3 separate regions of the Homo sapiens genome follow, and all the other regions are linked to region 1. The links are chromatin loops, found by intact Hi-C in ENCODE. Cell type or tissue: mammary epithelial cell. All regions are shown on one strand. Each heading gives the region's core, and the rest is flanking DNA. Links, peaks and the distances in the headings are about the cores only.

Region 1 (7,848 bases), core at 1,750-6,749:
AAGCAAGATTCAGAAATATACAAATGATTCAATGGCCCTTTATATTCAAATCTCCAAATTTGAGTTTTATATATCATCTTCTCAAAGGAACAAAACAAAAAATTCAATCATATACAAAAATTTTGTCTATTATAAAGTTGAATGTTTGCCCCACACCTGGCCTGCCGTCGTGCATTAGGGGACCATGGATGATCAAAAGAATCCCTGTCCTGATGAGGTCCCCCTGATGCTCTTATTTATGCTAAATTGCGAACATTTGATGCACTTGGGTCTATGATTCTTTACCAGCCATACCAATCATGTCTACGACAGATAAGGGGGAGGAAGATGGAGTGCATGCAACACCCTACAGCATTCTCTGCCATTATCTGACTCTTCACCTGCTCCATCTTCCCTTCAAGACCAACGGTAGGAGGGTGCTGCTTATGGTAATCAGATCACCAGGTTGCTGTTCCAGGGCCATATGTAGGGAGTACAACCAAAAGCACAGGCTTCCCTTTATCTCTTTGTTCCTGCCCAACTATCATGTCAATTCTTGCCCTGAAATTTGATCTATCCTTCTTTTCCAGTCCAAGTAAGATGGTTTTTCTTACCTGCATGGCTTCACTGAAACCAAAACTAACATTTCCAAACACATTTCAGTTAAAAGTAGAGATGAATTTTGTTTTTCAAATTTGAAAATGCTCATTAAAATAGAAAGCTAATGTGTGCCAGCTGAGTAATACTCAGATATCTCTGTACAAGAATCCTTCATCCGTCTTTGCCTCGCAGTCCTCCTGGGCCTGGGAGCTGACATCAGGCACAGCCAGGCAGGGAAAACTCATGGCTCGCTCTCACTACAGGGGGTGGAAACCAGAATAATCAAGACCAGTCTGGCAACATAGTGAGACCTTGTCTCTACAAAAAAATTTAAAAATCAGCCAGGCATAATAAGTATGTGCTTGTGGTCCTAGCTACTCAGGAGGCTGAGGCAGGAAGATACCATGAGTTCGAGGCTCAAGTAAGCTAATAATGGCACCACTGCACTCCAGCCTAGGCAAGATAGCAAGACCCTGTCTCAAAAAAGGGGGGTACATAATAATATGTCTTCCCACTCCATATTTATTCACCCCTTACCCCTTAGAAATGACCATAATATCCTTGCAGAACTATTGTATATATACATGAGCAAGTATGCACAAGCTATTTCTCTATGTTACAGACATGGAAGCATTTCTTAAATAATGTCTAACAACCTATTTTTTCTTTAACATGTTGGTAATTGTTCTATATCAGTATATGAAGACCTCCTTTGAAGAAATTTTTAACAATTTCTTATTATTAGGAAATAGAACTTACATAATAGTGCATAATTATGTACTGTTTAAATTATAAGCACACATCTTTTACTGCCATACATATTTTTTTAAATTACGTATGTGACTAGCATCTCAATAAAGCAGACATTTTTTAAAAAATGAATGAAAGAAAGGAAAAGAAATAGGACCCTTCAGCAGCACAGAAAACTCTCTTGTTCCCCTCCAAAAGCTAGAGTTTAAAACCAGCCTGGCTACTGGGTGTATTTTTGGTTTTTTAATGAATGCTTTTACCATCTATACAGGCATCTCTCTGAAACATTATTTACTATATATTTGGCTTACAATTGCTTTATTTGACTTGGGACTTGAGGGGTAGGTTTTCTTGCATAGTTTCTGTATCCTTATCTAGCATGTCACTTATAAAATATATGTGGTGGCCAGGTGTGGTGGCTCATGCCTGTAATCCCAGCACTTTGGAAGGCCAAGGCAGGCGGATCACAAGGTCAAGAAATTCAGACCATCCTGGCCAACATGGTGAAACCCGGTCTCTACTAAAAATACAAAAATTAGCTGGGCGTGGTGGTGTGCACCTGTTGTCTCAGCTACTTGGGAGGCTGAGGCAAGAGAATCGCTTGAACCCAGGAGGCGGAAGTTGCAGTGAGCTGAGGTTGCACCACTGTACTCCAGCCTGGCGACAGAGCAAGAACCCATCTCAAAAAAAAAAAAAAAAAAAAGAGAGAAAAAGAAAAATTACACCCATATATATGGTTAGAATTTTAAAATCCAGCCTGATGATCATTTTACTTTTAACTAAAACATTTAGTCCAATAACACTAAATATAATTATTGATATTTTCAGTTTATATGTAACATTTTATTTTGTGCTATATTTTTTCTGATGCCTTCCTTTGGATTGAGTGTATTTTTGTTACACTATTGTTTTTCTTGTCACTTGCAAGTTATATGCACAGTTTATATTCCTTCGTTAGTTAAAGATATTAGGCATTCCTTATAAACCATAAGATATTAGGCATTACTTACAAACCATAGTTTAAACTTAATCAACATTTTTACTCATGCTCTGGATAAAACAAGAACTTAGAACCCTTTAACATGGTTACTATTTTTTCTGTTTTAGAGGTTTTGTTGTAGATCTCAGTTGTGTGTTTTTAAGCCCAGAAGTCTTTATTATTACTGATAAACTCCATCTTGAGATTCAAGCAACCTGCCTCTCTACTTGCCTGTTCGAACCTGGAGAGGGCTCCTCCCGACCATTACTTGCCTTGAGGTTATACCGTGGGGTTAACATTTTGTCTTGGTGGTCTCCCTGCACCCTGTCCACACCTTTGAAAATACCCTCATTATGACTCAGTTTGAGAGTGCTAGGACCCTGATGATATAATCTTGCATCCATTTTAAGACACTGATCATTTTTAGCACCTGGTGGAGAGTTCCGTGAAGGGAAAGGACCTTCGAAGCAAGCAGCCTTGCCTGGGAATCTTGGCCCCAACACTCAAAAGATCTCAAAGAACAACACAACCACACTCTCTACATGCCCCCGAAAATTGTAAGATACCCTTCTGCACCAGGTGTGTTTCAATGAGTCCAGTGAAATAAAGGAGAAAAGGAATCAATAGGAGGAGATGGAAAATGTTTAATGAAGACAGGAATTAGTATTCACATACCCGCTCCTTCTGGAGATTTTCCAGGACATTTTCTCTGATCTGCAGTAGCTGCACTTCTGGGAGGGCACCTGTGCTGAGGTCCATGTCTAGCTTGGTCCAGACAATGTAGAACTTCTTTCCCATGTCCTCAGCGGTTTTGGCAAGCATCACATGATTCATGCTGAATTGTGCAGATGCAACCATGATGAAGTCATACCGGTTGAACTGCATTTCCATCAGGTAGTTCTCCAGGGTTGTGGTGGCAGACCCTGTGCCAGGCAGGTCCCACAACACCACATTTGAAAAGTGGGAAGAGAAATAGGAGGCACATCTTTGGGTAGCTTTTACCAGCTCAGTAGGAGGTGAGGCCTTACCCTCATGTCCTGTGTTTCGAAGGGCACTGATGAAGGTGGACATCCCATTGCCAGAGTCCCCTGCCATAGTGATGTTAACTGGTGTCCTGGACACTATCTTCAGAGTCTCCTTGATGTTAGAGATCACCTCTGGCAAGTTCCCATCTGCTGAGGCTTTCTCAACATTCATGGCTTCCATCTTCAATAAAATACCCCAATGCTGGCCAGGCGCCGTGGCTCATGCCTGTAATCCCAGCACTTTGGAAGGCCGAGGCGAGCAGATCACGAGGTCAGGAGATTGAGACCATCCTGGCCAACATCGTGAAACCTTCTCTACTAAAATACAAAAAAATTAGCTGCGCGTGGTGGTGTGCGCCTGTAGTCCCAGCTAATACAGGAGGCTGAGGCAGGGGAATCGCTTGAACCCTGGACGCAGATATTGCAGTGAGCTGAGATCACGCCATTGCACTCCAGCCTGGCAACAGAGCAAGACTCCATCTCAAAACAAACAAAACCCAATGCTTATGGTGTGGCAAAAAGAGGTTAAGGATGCAGCTAATAGAGTGTGAGGGGCACTTGGGACACTCTGTCGTATCTGTGGGCACTGGAGTAAGCTGCGGAAGTAGAAGAGCAGGTGAGTTAGGATGGACAGGGTACACATGAATCATCTGACTTTTAGCATCCCCAGCCCTCAACGAAGACTGCAGCAGACGATCTTGACTGAGTGTTCTTTGATTGTTTTTATTCAAGCAATGTGCACATTTCTTCAGGGAGCAAGAAAGGTAGGGTCCCTGAGGAACGCCCTGAGGCCGGTTGTGCCTCCGAGTCAGCCTCCAAAGCAGGCATGTGGCCATGAGATGGCTTGAAAAGCAGAGAATGAACCAAGTCTCCTGAAAAGCCCAAGAGGTTTTTGTCTTTCCCTCTTTTACTCTATCCTAATATAGGTCTGCTCCTTCACAAGTTTCAGTACATATTTCAAGACCAAAACCAGACAAGTAAAAGTGACCTATATATTTCTCTGCTGAAGATGGCGCCAGAGGACATAAAACATCCAATTCCCATTGCTTACTTGAAGCTGTGATCATCCCTGTTTAACACTTACCTCATCAGGCGGGGGAGCACACGTGCAGAGCAGTACTGAAATGCTGCAATATACGTGAAGTAAGCCACCAGCCTTTGACCCCCGAGCTTCCATTAAGACTGTCATGTTGGGCCCAACTGAAGTGAGGGAGAGGAGGAGACAGCATACTCAAATGCTCTGCTCTTTTTCAAGGCAGTGATTAGACAATTGCTTATCATTGCATTCGCCAAACCTGGCTCTTGCAGGTTCCACAAGGGGCCAGGTATTTGAGACTGATTAAAAGAAGGTGATGTGATTTCCTACTCCTACCGGAATTGGTGGGTTCTTCGTCTCACTGACTTCAAGAATGAAGCCACGGACCCTCGCGGTGAGTGTTACAATTCTTAAAGGCTGCGTGTCCGGAGTTTGTTCCTTCTGATGTTTGGATGTGTTCAGAGTTTCTTCCTTCCGGTGGGTTCGTGGTTTCACTGACTCAGGAGCGAAGCTGCAGACCTTCGAAGTGAGAGTTACAGCTCTTCAGGCGGCGAGTCTGGAGTTGTTCGTTTCTCCCCGGGGGGTTCGTTGTTTCACAGGTTTCAGGAGTGATGCTGCAGACCTTCACGGTGAGTGTTACAGCTCATAAAGGCAGTGTGGACCCAAAGAATGAGCAGCAGCAAGATTTACTGCAAAGTGCAAAAAAACAAAGCTTCCACAGCATGGAAGGGGACCTGAGCAGGTTACCACTGCTGGTTCGGGCAGCCTGCTTTTATTCTCTTATCTGGCCCACCCACATCCTGCTGATTGGTCCATTTTACAGAGAGCCGATTGGTCTGTTTTACAGAGAGCTGATTGGTCCATTTTGACAGGGTGCTGATTGGTGTGTTTACAATCCCTGAGCTAGACACAAAAGTTCTCCACCTCCCCACTAGATTAGCTAGATACAGAGTATAGATTGGTGCATTTGCAAACCTTGAGCTAGACACAGGGTGCTGATTGGTGTGTTTACAAACCTTGAGCTAGATATAGAGTGCCAATTGGTGCATTCACAATCCCTTAGCTAGACATAAAGATTCTCCAAGTCCCCACCAGATTAGCTAGGCTCAGAGTGCTGATTGGTGCATCCACAAACCCTGAGCTAGACACAGGGTGCTGATTGGTGCATTTACAATTCCTGAGCTAGACACAAAAGTTCTCCATGTCCCCACTAGATTAGCTAGATACAGAGGGTCGATTGGTGTGTTCGCAAACCCTGAGCTAGACACAGGGTGCTGATTGGTGTGTTTACAAACCTTGAGCTAGATACAGAGTGCTGATTGGTGTATTTACAATCCCTTAGCTAGACATAAATGTTGTCCAAGTCCCCACCAGACTCAGGAGCCCAGCTGGCTTCACCCAGTGGATCCTGCACCAGGCCGCAGGTGAAGCTGCCTGGCAGTCCCCGGCCATGCGCCTGCACTCTTCAGCCCTTGGGCAGTGGATGGGACTGGGCGCCGTGGAGCAGGGAGCGGCGCTCATAGGGGAGGCTCGGGCTGTGCAGGAGCCCACGGAGTGGGGCAGGGGAGAGAGGCTCAGGCATGGCGGGCTGCAGGTCCCAAGCCCTGCCCTGCGGGGAGGCAGCTAAGGCCGGGGAGAAATCCAGCACAGCAGCTGCTGGCCCAGGTGCTAAGCCCCTCACTGCCAGGGGCCATCGGGGCCGGATGGCTGCTCTGAGCGCGGGCCCGCTGAGCCCACGCCCACCCGGAACTCGTGCTGGCCCGCAAGCGACGCCCGCAGCCCCAGTTGCTGCCCGTGCCTCTCCCTCCACACCTCCCCACAAGCTGAGGGAGCCAGCTCCGGCCTTGGCCAGCCCAGAAAGGGGCTCCCACAGTGCAGCGGCGGGCTGAAGGGCTCCTCAAGTGCCACTAGAGTGGGCGCCAAGGCTGAGGAGGCTCCGAGAGCCAGCGAGGGCTGCGAGGGCTGCCAGCATGCTGTCACCTCTCACTAGCATGGCCTGGCAGGTCTGTTTCACACACTCATTGTGAACACACACAACACTGCACACAGCCACTCATACCTGGTGTGCACACTCACCCATGCCCAGCCATGTTTACTTACCCCCCCACACACACACTCTCACTCACCCTCGGCATGCACACATACACTTACTTGCATTCTGTGCACAGGCCCACACATACTCACACTGACACACGTTCACACACCCTAACATACTTAAGCTGACATGTGTAAACATGAATACATACATCCCTGTTGCACACACTACACTTGCTCACTCAGGCTGCAACATGTTCACTTACCCCACACACAAACACACAAATTCACTCGTGGTGCCACGTTCACACAAACTTATGTTTGATGCACACATGCTCACACACTCTGTGCACATATATATACACTCATGTAGGCTGACACATGTTCACTCACCTACCCTCATGCTTCGTGTGCCCAGTGCCCACACACTCTCTCACATGACACATGTTCGTACACTCATGCACACACAGAATCTTGCCTCCTGAGTGCCCAGGACAATGGATTTGTCCAAGTCTTTGGCCCTTTTAGAGGGCCCAGGAAGCAGAGAACTGGCTCCAGCTGTCTATCTATGAAATATGAAGAAAGGCCCTAATGGAGGAGATGGATGAGAGAGGCCCTGTTCTCTGGAATGTATATGAGTCTTCAATTTCTCGGTGCCTCACTTGTCTTGGGAAGATTTTATAACCCACCATATGGCGAGAGCAGCAACTGATCATTGACTTCCTCATGCCAGGCTTCATCTGTGGCTGCTATATAAAGTTTCTCCGTTGTAACATTAATTATTTTGGTTTACATAAATAACTAGTTTCTTCTCATCAAATGCTACTTAGATATGGTGGCTTTTAGTTAGTCTGCAAAGAGGAAGAGGTAACCTATGGAATCTGGAGGGAAGGAGGCAGGGTAATTACCAGGTTCGAATGGAGTCCCTCAGCAGCCTAGCAGGAGAATGGAGTGGGGAGGTCTGGCCTTAGGAGTTTTGCCCACATGTCTCTGCATGGATAGCTGGCAGGCTGGTTAAGGTGAGGAATCGAGCACTCCCCTTCCCCACAACATTATACCGGATAGATGCACAAGGGAGTGGAGCAGGAGCACATGCAGGGTAGGGGATGGGCTTGGGCCTGTGGCAGGCCCATTTTCTAACCCAAGTAGTCCCAGAAACTATTGCTTCATCAGGTATTAAATGATTGGCATCATATTAATACATACACAGGTCTTGGCATTAACCATTAAACATTTCCATTAAACTCTTTACCATTGTACTCCTTGTGCCCAGCAGGTGTTAAACATATTTTTGTTTGATTAATAAAACATAGTACACTTTGTGTGTTGTTAACTTACTAATTGACAGATAAGTTAACTTCCCTTTCTAAACTGTACCCGCTGAGCACGGGGTCTACTAATATACATCCAATTTTCAAGCACACTCTGCTTGGGTACGACACGGG
Region 2 (6,312 bases), core at 1-5,000, 190 kb after region 1:
TTTGATCCTCAGCCAATTCCATACCCCCAGCTGATCCTGAAGCTAATATTCTGAACCTCTAGAAGGCTCTACCAGCCAACTCTGGAAACTACAGAACTCAGCCATATTCCTCCCTGAGTCCCCCCTGGGGACCTGAATCACAGCCACCAAGGTTTAGGGAACCAGTGAGGGCCTGCAGCCAGGCTCCCCCAGGTCACTGGGCACCAGGCACTAGCTAGGTCAGAGTGCACTGGGGAAGGGATGGGGCAGGATAATGTCTACTTTTCTGGGCACGATATGGACACTGGGACTGAGGTCTGACACTGAAGAAGGGGACATTTCCAAGGGGACCAGAAATACAGGCAGACCCTAACTTAACACCCTGCTCACGTACCCAAGCTCATCGGCCCCTAAATTCAAGCCCAACTAGCCCACCACCACCACCCACCCCCGACTTCCTAATATCATGGAATGCATTTCAAGACTGGAAGAGCCCTCAGGGGTCATCTGAGCCAATCCTGTCCCCTGCTAGAATCTCCTCTATGCATCCTGGCCATGCTTTTCATATTTCCCGTAACAAGTAACTCTTTGTCTCTCTCTTTCCCAATAAGCAACCCCAAACTGAGGGCAATCAGGTAAAGTCACATGGTAGCTCTGTATCTCTTCTCTCCCCAGTTCAGCTTTGAGCCCAGAACCTGCCATGAATGGGCCCAGAAGGAACAGATGAGCTGGAGGCCCAAGTCCTGGGCCTAAGGGAAATCACTGCCTTATAATTCTCTTATGGCTGCAGATAAGATGTCCTGGACAGTCTGAACTGGGATGGAGAAAGTAGCATGACAGGGACCCGGGGAGAATTTTCCTGCCTCTTCCCTCCAGAGGGGATAGTGGGACACCTTGAGCTGGCCTGGGAGACCTCTCTAAAGGTCATTGTGATAAAAATAGAGCTTGTCTGGGAAGGGATGGAAAACAGCTGCTCCTGCCTGGGACTTGGTGCCAGGGAGCCGGATGGTCAGGCCAGTGCCTGGACATGCGACACAGGCCTAGGACCTTCTGAACACACCCCGCTTGCCAGACTCCAGACAGCAGAGCCAGGAGGGGAGGGACGAGTATGGAACCCTGAAGGTAGCAAGTCCAGGGGTCCATATACACACTGCCCCGCCTCATCCAAGGCACTAACTAGTGTGTGTGTGTGTGTGTGTGTGTGTGTGTGTGTGTGTGTGTGTGAGAGAGAGAGAGAGAGAAAGAGAGAGTGTGTGTGCATCGGTGTGTGTACTGATGGGAAGGGGAATTTTGACGTTTGTGGATTGCCTTGGCCAAAGCCACCATTAAACAGATGGGAAAGCTGAGGGTCAAACAAGGAAGGGTCTTACCCAGGGTCACACAACAGCTGAATGAGAGCAAGGGCTAGAACTCAAGCTTGCGTCCCTAACCCATCCCCAACCCCAGAGCTCTCCTCTGCTGACCCCTCATCTCTGGGGCTGCCCAAAGAGGCCAGACCCTTTGGGTCCCCCAGGTCTAATGAGCCTTCTTCTGGCTCTGCCCTCCCGGGGTGGGGTCGGGGGTGGGGCTCTAGGTGGTGCAGGAGGCCTCGGCGGGGAGGCTGCCACGCTTGAGCCGAAGGCTGCCATTCCACCCGCGGGGACAGATATTGTAGCCCAGGATGCCTGGAGACTTAGCCCCGGAGTCCTCGGAGTCGAGGGACACGTCGGAGTCCGTGGGCGAGCGGCGGTAGAGGAAGGGCCTGGGAGGCGCGGGCAGCGGGCTCCGGGGACTGGTGCAGGACGAAGGACCGGCGGGCAACGGGCTCCGCGGGATGGGCGCGAAGGCTGCCCCCGGCACAGCAGCCGAGCCGGGGCGGGCGGGCTGTGGCGAGCGCATGCGCGGGGGCGGGGGCGGGGGCGGGGGCGGGGGCGGTGGCGCCCTCGGCGGGGAGAAGGGCCGCGGGTTCTCGGCGCCCGCCGACCGCGGGGAGGCGCTCTTGCGCCGGGCCGCATTGATGATGTTTCGCGCCAGAAGCGCCTGCAGCTGGCGGCTGGGGGGCCGCGCCTCGGTCTCAGGTCGCAGCGGGGACACCGAGCGCTCGCTCCACGAGGGAGACATGGGCGGTGGCGGCGGCAGCGGCGGGGGGCTGCTCATGCTGCTCCCGCGACCTGGCTCCCACGGGCCCGGGCTCACCCAGCCGTCTAGGCTGCTGGGGGGCCGGGACGCGCCCGGCGTCCAGGGTGGGGAGGTGGGCAGGCTCTCCCGGCGGTCCTGGGGAGAGAGCAGAGAGGGTGGGGCAGGCATTAGTGCTGAGGTCTTCCACACCGGGCTTTAGGAAGGGACGGAGTCCGATTTGTCCATTACACCGAGAAGGGAAGCCACCGATCCAAGTCAGGTAGTGCCTGCAATAAAACGCAGGCGCCCAAACTCTCAGCCCGGAACGCCTGAAGAGTCCCCGCTGTCTTGTGTCTGCCTCCGTGTTAAGAAGACTCGCTTTGGAGAGAGCCGCCTTAACTTACTAACTGAGCTTGGGCAAGTTACTTCACCCCTCTGGGCTTCAGTTTCTGCTTCTGTAAAATGGGGTGTGATAACAGTACTTAACCTTATAGGGTTGTTGTGAGGGTTAAATGAGATAACTGATGGAAAAGAACATTACATATATCGGCACATTCCTTGGAAGAAAGTGCTCAATAGATGTTGATTACCATAAAGAAATACCAGAAGGGCTTGGCGCGGTGGCCCGCGCCTGTAGTCCCAGCACTTTGGGAGGCCGAGGCGGGTGGATCACCTGAGGTCAGGAGTTCGAGACCAGCCTGGCCAACATGCAGAAACCCTGTCTCTACTAAAAATACAAAAATTAGTGGCACGGTGGCGCGTGCCTGTAGTCCCAGCTACTGCGGGGGCTGAGGCAGGAGGATCGCTTGAACCTCAGAGGCGGAGGTTGCAGTGAGCCGACATCGTGCCACCGCACTCCAGCCTGGGCAACACAGCGAGACTCTGTCTCAATTTAAAAAAAATACTAGAAGGATATACATGAAACTAACCAAAATGGTCACCTGTTAGGAAATGGGGTGAGAACAGGAACAGGGCACACAGTCTGAGGCACTGGGAGCTGCTCTGTCTGTGGCACATCCCGGGAAGCTTTCAGTCAGGCTAGCTGAGGGAGGCTTCGGTTTCCCCATGACTTAGGGAGAGGAGCTGGGAGGGAGGTCCCGGGCCCAGGGCCACATGGGAAGAACTAGATAGAGGCTGAGACTAGTGTCTCAGGGCCAAATGCCAAGTCAGGGTGGGCTCTGTGTGTCCTCTCATCTGACCACAGTGTCACCCTGAGCAGGGAGGTGGGGCCTAGAGCTCATGACCCAAGCCAGTCAGCAACTATTGAGGCAGGGGAACCTGGCTCTTCAGCCAAGAGAGTAGGCTGGGGCAGGGAGATGGGAATAAGGCTTTTTAATATATTACTTTTTATATAAGTTTAGATTTCTGAACCATATGAATGTATTATCTATTATCAAAATTAAAATGTAAAAATATTGACCATTATTATTTTTTAAGATGGAGTTTCGCTCTTGTTGCTCAGGCTGGAGTGCAATGGCACAATCTCAGCTCACCGCAACTTCTGCCTCCTGGGTTCAAGTGATTCTCCTGCCTCAGCCTCCCGAGTAGCTGGGATTACAGGTGCCTGCCACTACACCTGGCTAATTTTGTATTTTTAGTAGAGACGGGGTTTCTCCATGTTGGTCAGGCTGGTCTCGAACTCCTGACCTCAGGTGATCCGCCCGCCTCAGCCTCCCAAAGTGCTGGGATTACAGGCGTGAGCCACCGCGCCTGGCCGACTATTATTAAAGTTGGACTTAGGGAAAGACCCTCTCAGCCCCAAACCATTTGCCATGTTGCCATGGTCACCTCATCATCTTTCCTTGGATGCCTGAACAGGGAGGAAGATGCCCCTGACAGATGGAGATACAAAAGGAAGTCGGGCCATTCCTCCCTAGGCAGCACACGCCCCTCACTGAGCTTTTTCACAGCAATGGGGAGGGGAGTGTGGTTTTGGAGAGGCCAAGATGGTGAACAGCTTGGAGGCTATGAAGCACTGGTCAGCGATGCAGAGCCATACCTGTTTCCTATGTACTTAAGGACTTTCAGTCTACAAACTTCATTCTCATCCTTTATCTCATTAGGTTTTCACAACAGACTAGTGAGGTAATTAGCATTACCACACCCATTTTACAAATGATGAAAATGAAGCTCAGAGGTGTAAATAACAATCTAGTGTGTTCTGCCCCACCAGGAAGTGTGTGTGTGTGTGTGTGTGTGTGTGTGTGCTGCTCAAAGGCTACATGTTTAAGCGGTTTGAACTGGTTTGAAAGTGGAGGGCTTGGGAATCCCTGCCTAACATGTATCTCCTGAACTTTCCAACTGTTCACCCAATCAGATTCCAGCAATAACCAGTCCACCTTGCCATTTAATCCAATCCAAATTCACTAGCAGTCATCCACCAGAGTTCAGAGCTAGCCAGTCCATTCCATGCTTCCTACCCGATCAAAATCTAGAACCATCCAAAGATTTATTCTTTCATCCAATCAGTGATCAGCCATAACCAAGCCAGTCATCCTCTCATCCAACTGAGAGTCTTCTAATTCCTCCCAATCCAAAGGAAATAGACACCAATTGTATGTTTTATCCAAACAGAATGTAGCAGCTGCTAGATGAGCCCAGACTCCAAACTGGAGCCCTTTAACCTAAAGAAGAATGTTATACAACAGCCTGAGCAGGACATTTTTCATGGGATACTAATGCTGGAGTGACCCTTAGAGACTCCCTAGGGACATCCAAGCTCCCAGTCATCAAGCTGAAAGTTAAGGCTCAGCCTGGGATCCCACTGTTTTCTTCCCAGGGTCAGAATTGTGTATACATGAGCCAGAGACACTGGGAGCTTCTCTGTGCCAGTGGAACATCCCAGTCAGGCTGGCCGCAGAAGGCAGACCCCACAGTTTAGGGAGAGGAGCTGGGAGGAAGGTCCCAGCTCCAGGGCTAGAAGAGGAGGGCTAGGGCCAAATGCCAAATCAGGGTGGGCTCTGGCATGACCCAACACCTGACCACAGTGCCACCCTGAGCAGGGAGGTAGGGCCTAGAGTTCATGACCCAAGCCAGTCAATAACCACCCAAGGCAGCGGAACCTGGGGTCTTCAGCCAGGAGAGTAGGCTGCACAGGAGAGCTATGATAACTACCTAAAAATCTCTAAAGCATTGTTTCTGCCTTTGGTGGCCACAAGGGGAATGCTGAGGCCAACAAGTGGAAGAAATAACAATTCAGCCAAGACTACAAAACAGAAGGGCTCAAACGGGATTGAATGTTGAGGGCAGTGGTAAGCAGATCCCCATCATCTGGAGATGGGCCAGAGCCTGACCTCACCCTAACAGCCATGCCTGGGCACTGACTCTGTGTGTATGTTTTTGAGTCGGGGGTGTGCACAGTACGAAAAGGCTGCAGGAAATCAGAACTGTTCACTTTCTGACAGAGAGCTCAATGCACCGTGCACACCAGAGCTCCTTGGGAATGCGGTGGGTGAAAATTCAAAAAGTAGCATCCACTCAACCCAACCCCAGACCCAAAGCAGGGCACATGTGTGGGGTGAATACATAAGTAGAACACAGTCAAACCTGGACTGTCGGAGACCAAATGGTCTCTGACCTCCTTCTGTAATCCTTTCACTGCACAGAAGGGGAAACTGAGGCCCAGAGATTGGAAGAGGTTGTCTGAGGTCACACACGAATCAGATGCAGACCTGGGGCTAGAACCCAGCTCTCCTGACCCTTGATGGCAGTTCTTTCCTCCCCACCAGGGGCAGAAACTCCATGCTTTTAGGATCCAGACAGTGAAAACAATGGCAAATGTGGGAAATGGCCAAATTTAGATAATGGGGAGCAGGGAGGGGACCTGAGGGAACTGGAGAGCGAATGCTGGCTAGAGGAATTTCTATTCCACTTGTAAAGAACCCAAACAAACCTCAACGAGAAGAGGTAGTGCATTTTCCCCAAAAATCCTCTAAAGTATTTTTGGCCAAACTCTGAGGGAAGGAAAGAACAAAAGGTTGCGATTTGCACAGGGTTCTGGCTCCCTGAGTGCTGTAGAGAGGAAGCCCTCATTTCCAACCCAGCACACGTCTGTACCAGTGCAGAACCAGACACACGGCAGGTGCAGGCAGCACGCAGGACACAGCCACACTTTCACACACAGTAATTGAGCAGGCCCACTCCACTTCCCAGGCTAGAATCAGGCAGGAGGAAGGGAACCCTGACCCCTAGCAGCACGGAAGAAAGAAAGAAGCAAGACGGATTTGAGGCAGAGTG
Region 3 (6,312 bases), core at 1-5,000, 290 kb after region 1:
CCCTTGCATTCCTAGGATAAAACCCACTTGATCATGGCATATAATTTTTTTGTTTTGTTTTGTTTTTTGAGATGGAGTCTCGCCTTATCACCCAGGCTGGACTGCACTGTCGCAATCTTGGCTCACTGCAACCTCCGCCTCCTGGGTTCAAGCGATTCTCCTGGCTCAGCCTCCCGAGTAGCTGGGATTACAGGTGCATGCTGCCATGCCTGGCTAATTTTTGTATTTTTAGTAGAGATGGGGTTTTGCCATGTTGGCCAGGCTGGTCTTGAACTCCTGACCTCAGGTGATCCACCTGCCTCAGCCTCCCAAAGTGCTGGGATTACAGGTGTGAGCCACCACGCCTGGCCTGCAATTTTCTTTTCTTGTAGAGTCTTAGTTTCAGTATCAAGGTAATGCTTGGCCTCATAGAATGAGTTGGGAATGTTCTCTCCTCTTTAGATTTTTGGTAAGAATTTAAGAGAAGGATTGATGTTAATTCTCCTTTAAATGTTTTGTAGGATTCACCAATGATGCCACCTGGTGGTAGGCATTTCTTTGCTGGGAGTTTTTTGATTACCGATTCAATCTCCTGACTTGTTACAGGCCTATTCAGATTTTCTATTTCCTCTTGAGTCAGTTTTGGTAGTTTGTGTGTCTCTAGGAATTTGTCCATTGCATCTAGAGCATCTGATTTTTTAACGTGCAGCTGCTTATAGCAGTCTCTCATGTTCCTTGTTTTCCTGTGAAGTTGGTGTTATGTGTGTGTGTTTTGAAGGGTCATTCTCAGCGCCTCAGATCACCCACCACTTCCATTTCAAGGTCCCAGGAAGAACAATCAAATGTAATGAGTTTCCACATTGAGTGGGCCACTTGACTCCTCAGCCCATCCTCATCTGCCTCAGGACAAAGGTGGCAGTGCCACCCCCAGGCTCAGGCTCAGAAATGGGGTCTGTATGTGTGTGAAACCAGGAACTGGCAGAGACTTTACTGAGCACTCACTGTGTAGCAGGCTCCTGCTGAGGGCTTTCCAGACACTGTCTCTTCACTCCTCACAACATCTCTGTCACCTCAGTCCTGTGACTATCCCCACTTCACAAAAGCAAAGACTGAGGCTCAGAGACATGAATTACTTGACCAAGGTCACACAGCCAACACTGAGCCTGTATTTGAAACCAGATCTACCCGGCTGTGCATATTTTGACTACTGTGCTGCACAGCCTATTCCTTCCCAAGGGAGAACACCCCAGAATGGGGCAAAGGCCAAGGAATTCAAGCTCCAGTTTTTACCCCCACTCCCTGAAAGGTGTAATAGAGCAGAGCTTCTCCAAGTACCCATGCAGAGGAGCCCTCCATCTGCTGCCATGCAGAGCAACAGACACCCTCCACCAATTACCCATGCAGAGGAGCCCTCTGCTGCCATGCAGAGCAGTAAATACCCTCCACCCACTGACCAGAGGCCCCCATGGAAAAGCACAGTGCAGAATAGCCTGAGGGTACACACCAGCAGGGTGTGCATGCTCACGCAACTGTTTGTATATGTAAAACAATTTCTGGAAAGATCCACAGAAACTGCTAATGGTGGTTTCCTCTGAAGAAGTGAGTTGGAGGACAAAGGTCAGGGAGTGGAAGGAGACATACATCTCACACCATTCCCTGTTTGTACTTCTGTTTTAGATTTGTAGGTACACATACTGTTAGGCACCTTTAACAGCTTCCCAGGATCACCCAGTCCCCAGCCCTGAAAAGGGCAGAGCCAGGCTCGGGGAATTGTCCCCACTCTGCCTCATGGTCATGGCATTTCCCTGTGCCAGGACACATTCCCAGCCTCAGGCCCAGGGGGCAGGACAGCCTAGTGGACTCCAGGCTGTGGAGTCTCATGGATCAATGACTACCAGCTCTGTGATCCTGACAGAGTTACTTAACCTCTCTGAACTCAAATTCCTCAAATATACAATGGGAATGATAATACCTACCTCAGAGGATTGTTATGAAGATTAAAAGAGGCCGGGCAAGGTGGCCGATGCCTGTAATCCCTGCACTTTGGGAGGCTGAGGCAGGAGGATCATTTGAGGCCAGGAGTTCAAGACCAGCCTGGGCCACATGGCAAAACCCCATCTTCACAAAAAATACAAAATAATTAGCCTGGCGTGGTGGTGCATGCCTGTAATCCCAGCTACTCAGAAGGCTGAGGTGGGAGAATGGCTTGAGCCCAGGAGCTTGAGGCTGCAGTGAGCCGAGATCACTGCATTCCAACCTGGGTGACACAGTGAGACACTGTCACAAAAAGAAAAAATTTTAAAGATAGCACTTGATAAGCAGAGGGTCTGCCTGACAGGATAAGAAATACTTTTTATTTATATTATTTAATTTATTGATGTTAATATTGATAATATTATTGCCCCACCACCATTAACCACCAGCCCAGTCTTCCCGGGAGGCATTCGCGCTGACTACACTGTGAGAGGCTAGGATAATAGTGCCCCCTGGTGGACATCTTTTGGACTGCATCTGATGAGTACCTACCATCTAGTACCACTAGAGAAAGAACAGGAGTCAAAATTCAGTTCCATTTCTTCCTTTTTACCCCTAAATATTAGGTTGGTGCAAAAGTAATTTCAAAAAACTAATATCTCACATGTACTTCATTAGATACTCTTACATAACAGTAAAATAATCAAAACCAGAAAATTGAACATCGGTTGAATAGTATTATCTAATCCACACGGTCCATCCTGACATTCTGCTAGGTGTCCCTATGGTATCCTTTATAGCTAATTGTTTCATGGTCCAGGACCCCTCCAGGGTCACACATGGCATTTGATTACCACATCTCTTTAGTATCCTTTAATCCTGAACCATTTCTCAGCTTTTCTGTATCTTTCATCACCTTGACATTGTTGGAGTTCAAGCCAGTTATTTTGCAAAATGTCCCTCAATACGGATGTGTCTGTCTGTTCCCCTTGGCTGGATTCATGTCCCGTGTTTTCGTTAGGAATTTCCCAGGTGTTGCACTGGGTCCTTCCCATTGCATCATATCGGGAGACATGGTGTCAATTTGTTCCAGCAATGGTGATGTTAACCCTAGCTCCCCCGTCTGTCAGCTTGGGGAAGCTAAGCTCCCAGGGCCAGAGAGGAGCTGAGACTGGCCTACAGTCACAGGAAAGTCAGGATCCTCAGCTCAGGGTCTTCACGAATGCTTAGGATAAATGCAGCCAGGCAAGAAATTGATCACCGGCACCTAGGCCTCCTCCAGATCCTAACTCCATAGGAGCTTAAGGGCTGGGTAAAGCAGTGTTGGCCTTCATCGCATCGTCATGTAAGTCTAGCTGCTTGGAGTCCCCCTTTCTGCTTTGTCCATTTCTATTTTTCATTAAGACTTTTTCATTCCACAAATGATATGCAAATGCATTATCCTTGTCTTATATATATTTCAGCCAAGGCTGAAGTCTCCTTTGAAAGTTCCCCTTCTCAGTCTTTCCTCCCCTAGTATCAGTTTGATATGAGACGTCTATCTACAACCCCAGGAAAAATACAAACTGTAGTGTTCTCTTTCCATGATGGTCACATTGTATAAGTCTGTCATAGAAATTTCCCTGGCAGGGCTTGGAGACTGAGCTCATTACTTTCAACTGAATCATCATTACAGTGAATGGATACACTGGAGGTTACCTAGCTGAGACCCTGTGGATGGACATCTAGGTTGTTCCCAGCGTTTTCCTATTGTGAAACACACTGCCCTACACGCATGATCCAGGCTTCTCCAAGGTAACTCCCCACCTCTAGAAGCCCAAACCACTCCTGGGGCACCAGATTTACTGGGTGGACATCCCCGTGGGGGGTGAGGAGGGGCTGATGGGCTGCTACTCATTCAGCCTATTAGAACTGCAGGACTTTTAGGACCTCTGGAAGCAACTGGGCTGGGTTTTCACAATGTGTTTTGAGAAATCTTAGGGTTCCAAGATAGCCTGAGAGACAGGGAGGAGGTGAGCTGGGAAGAGTCCAGAGCTTCACTCCCACTCCAACCACAGAGCACCCCCACCTTTACCTGGTTTTCAATTAAGTGATTCTTTCAAAACAGAATCTCAGCTGTATGTAAATTCAAAAATCCCTGTTGCAGGCTGACCCCTCAGTTGGCACAGTCACCTTTCTGCACCATGCCTCTGGATCTGCTCTTGTCCATGCAGCCTCCAGCTGTGTTCTTGCTGGTGAGGGCCACCTGACCCAAACCAAGCTCCCAGCTGACGAACTGCAAAGAGGGCTCTGCAGGTGCTGCCCTTGTGCCATCAGAGGTGGCACTGTGGTATTTCACTTTGAACATACTGGGTCCTGGGAAGCAGGACTGCCCAGCTGTGTCCCCAGCATGCCCCTCCTCTGTCCCTCAGAAGCTGTGCACATTTCTGGGTACCGTCTCTGACAAACATGGTGGCCTGATTCAGTGTTCCCAAACTTCCCTGAACACCAAGGAGTCTGTTAAAGTACACAGTGCTGGGTCCCACCCCAGAGGTTCTGAGTGAGCAGATTTTGGGGGAGCCCAGGAATGTATATTGTTTAAAGCTTCCCAAGGGGATTCTGAAGGAGCATGTCTGATCACCTGCATTGCAGACACTGGCCTGGGCCCCTACCTGTGAACTCTCCTTCTCCAGGCAAATCTCGAGTCTGGCCCTCAATTAGGCTGTGAGGGCTTCAGTCATTTGTTTTACCCTAAGTTTTCCTGGACAGTGGGGCTCTCCGTATTAATTAGAACCCATAGGAACCATGGATCTGAGTCAGAGTTTCCCACTCTGAGCCAGAGTTACACTGGGCTGCCTCAGTGTACTGGAGGGCTCCTTATAAATTCCTCAGTGTACTGGAGGGCTCCTTAAAGATGTTGGGCCCCACCCCACATCTGCTGGAGCTGAATCTCTGGAAGTAGACCTGGGAATCTGCATGTTTTAGGCAAGTTCTTCAAGTGAGGCCATGGAGTCCAACTCCCTCCATGCGTCTAAAAGGTGAGGGAAATGGGATAAAACAGTAAAAGTGGCTTGCCCCCAGCTACAATATACATTAGTAGCAGAAATTGTTCCAGCCCCCAAGTCTCCTCTCGGTCCAGTGCCCGACACCCAGGGCTTCTGAGCAATCCAGCTTGTCTGAGGGCTTCTATCACCTGAGATGCCCCCTGTGGCTGCCCTAGGATAGGCCTCTGCTGTATCTGGGAAATCTTCCATTTATAACCCAGTGAAAATGATCTGCGTTGACCAAGTCACCATGTGTATAGGTGTGTGCATACATGTGGGCACGTGTGCATGCCTGAGGTGGCAGGGACAAGCGGGCTTTGGCCGTGCATGCAAACACCCCTACTCCACCCTTCCCTGCGGGCCTTGCAAAAAGGTCAGACAGGACCAAGGTGTACAAACAGAACCCCACTTTATTAGCAGTTAGTTCGAGATTGTACATTAATGGAGGAAGGTCTCACCTTTAACACAACCCAAAACGGCTGGTTCGAGAGCCCTCATCAGGCGAACTGGATAGCACCCCCTCTCCCCACTCTCCCCACCCCCCTACAAGGGAAGGAAACCTCTGCCTGCTTCCCCAGTGTGCCCCCCACCCTCTCCAGTCGGCCCTCTCCTCTCCCAGGAAATGACATGAATTTCATGCACAAATTACAAAAGGAGCCCTCTTGCTAATAATAAAAGCTAACACAGTCATAGAAAACCCTCTCCTCCCTCATTCTCCTCCAGGGCCGGAAACAGTAAGAGCAGGAGGGATGAACTTCTTAGGATAAAACGCATCCAGTTTCCCCCAGGTTCCTGGCATTGACCCCACAAAACCCTATGCCAGTCCCTTAGGGAAGCTGAAAACTCGCCAGCCGTCTGAGCTGGCAAGGGCAGCCAGCCCACAGCTGTCAAGCCAGGAACCCAGTGTTGCCTCAACGGCCTGGGCAGCAGGGGGTCTAGGCCGCCCCCTCATCCTCACATCAACTAGAGCAGAGGCTGCCTCCTTTGATGTGTGAAAATCCCTGCTGTGGCCCCTATCTGCTCATTCTACAGATGAAGAAACTGAGGGCCTGGGAGGAAGATGGTCAGGCAGCTACTAAATGCACCCGGCTGGGATGAAACTTCACAGCTCCTGCTGCCAGCCAGGGCTCTTCTCACACCACAGCTTGCGGGAGGCAGTTCCCCATGTAGGCTTTTCCCTGCTGCAACTGAGAGCCTGGCTCTGCTCCAGTGCACACAGACCACGGGTCTCCAGGAAATGAAAACCCTGGGACCCCAAAATAGAAAGAGAGAGACATATGATGTGTTTGGTGCCCTGTGGCCCATCCCCAGGGTCGAAGGCCCAGCCTTCAGGCAT

Evidence for each region. A loop is a pair of places that touch in the nucleus more often than their neighbours do. Peaks named below come from ENCODE experiments on the same cell type or tissue, not always from the same donor. Only the 100,000 strongest peaks of a DNase experiment are listed, where the experiment ranks them.
Region 2: it touches region 1 in a loop (7-fold over the local background); 19 of 110 quality-filtered maps call a loop at or near these places.
Region 3: a loop joins it to region 1, with 25 times the contacts of the local background. A loop is called at or near these places in 89 of 110 quality-filtered maps.

Annotation. Positions count from the first base shown.
Region 1 is chr5:150,843,790-150,851,637 of GRCh38, reverse strand. It overlaps IRGM (immunity related GTPase M), which reads right to left and starts at 5,117. Exons shown (of 2, transcript NM_001145805.2): 1 at 4,418-5,117; 2 at 2,936-3,929. The coding sequence starts at 3,514. The coding sequence ends at 2,969. RefSeq lists a silencer at 4,237-4,531. In mammary epithelial cell, for the core only: a CTCF peak has its summit at 4,355 (motif pointing right); DNase peaks (open chromatin) are centred at 3,147 and 4,387.
Region 2 is chr5:150,652,324-150,658,635 of GRCh38, reverse strand. SYNPO (synaptopodin) reads right to left here. Exons shown (of 3, transcript NM_007286.6): 3 at 1-2,232. The coding sequence ends at 1,549. Among named protein-coding and RNA genes, the nearest start is that of MYOZ3, 5.8 kb to the left of the region's middle. RefSeq lists silencers at 1,835-1,894, 2,035-2,254. In mammary epithelial cell, for the core only: a CTCF peak has its summit at 1,962; no DNase peak of the experiment used is centred there; H3K4me3 peaks cover 778 bases.
Region 3 is chr5:150,557,268-150,563,579 of GRCh38, reverse strand. NDST1 (N-deacetylase and N-sulfotransferase 1) reads right to left here. Exons shown (of 15, transcript NM_001543.5): 15 at 5,369-6,312. Among named protein-coding and RNA genes, the nearest start is that of NDST1, 52 kb to the right of the region's middle. RefSeq lists an enhancer at 6,303-6,312. In mammary epithelial cell, for the core only: CTCF peaks have their summits at 521 (motif pointing left) and 2,464 (motif pointing left); DNase peaks (open chromatin) are centred at 529, 2,469, 2,989 and 3,619.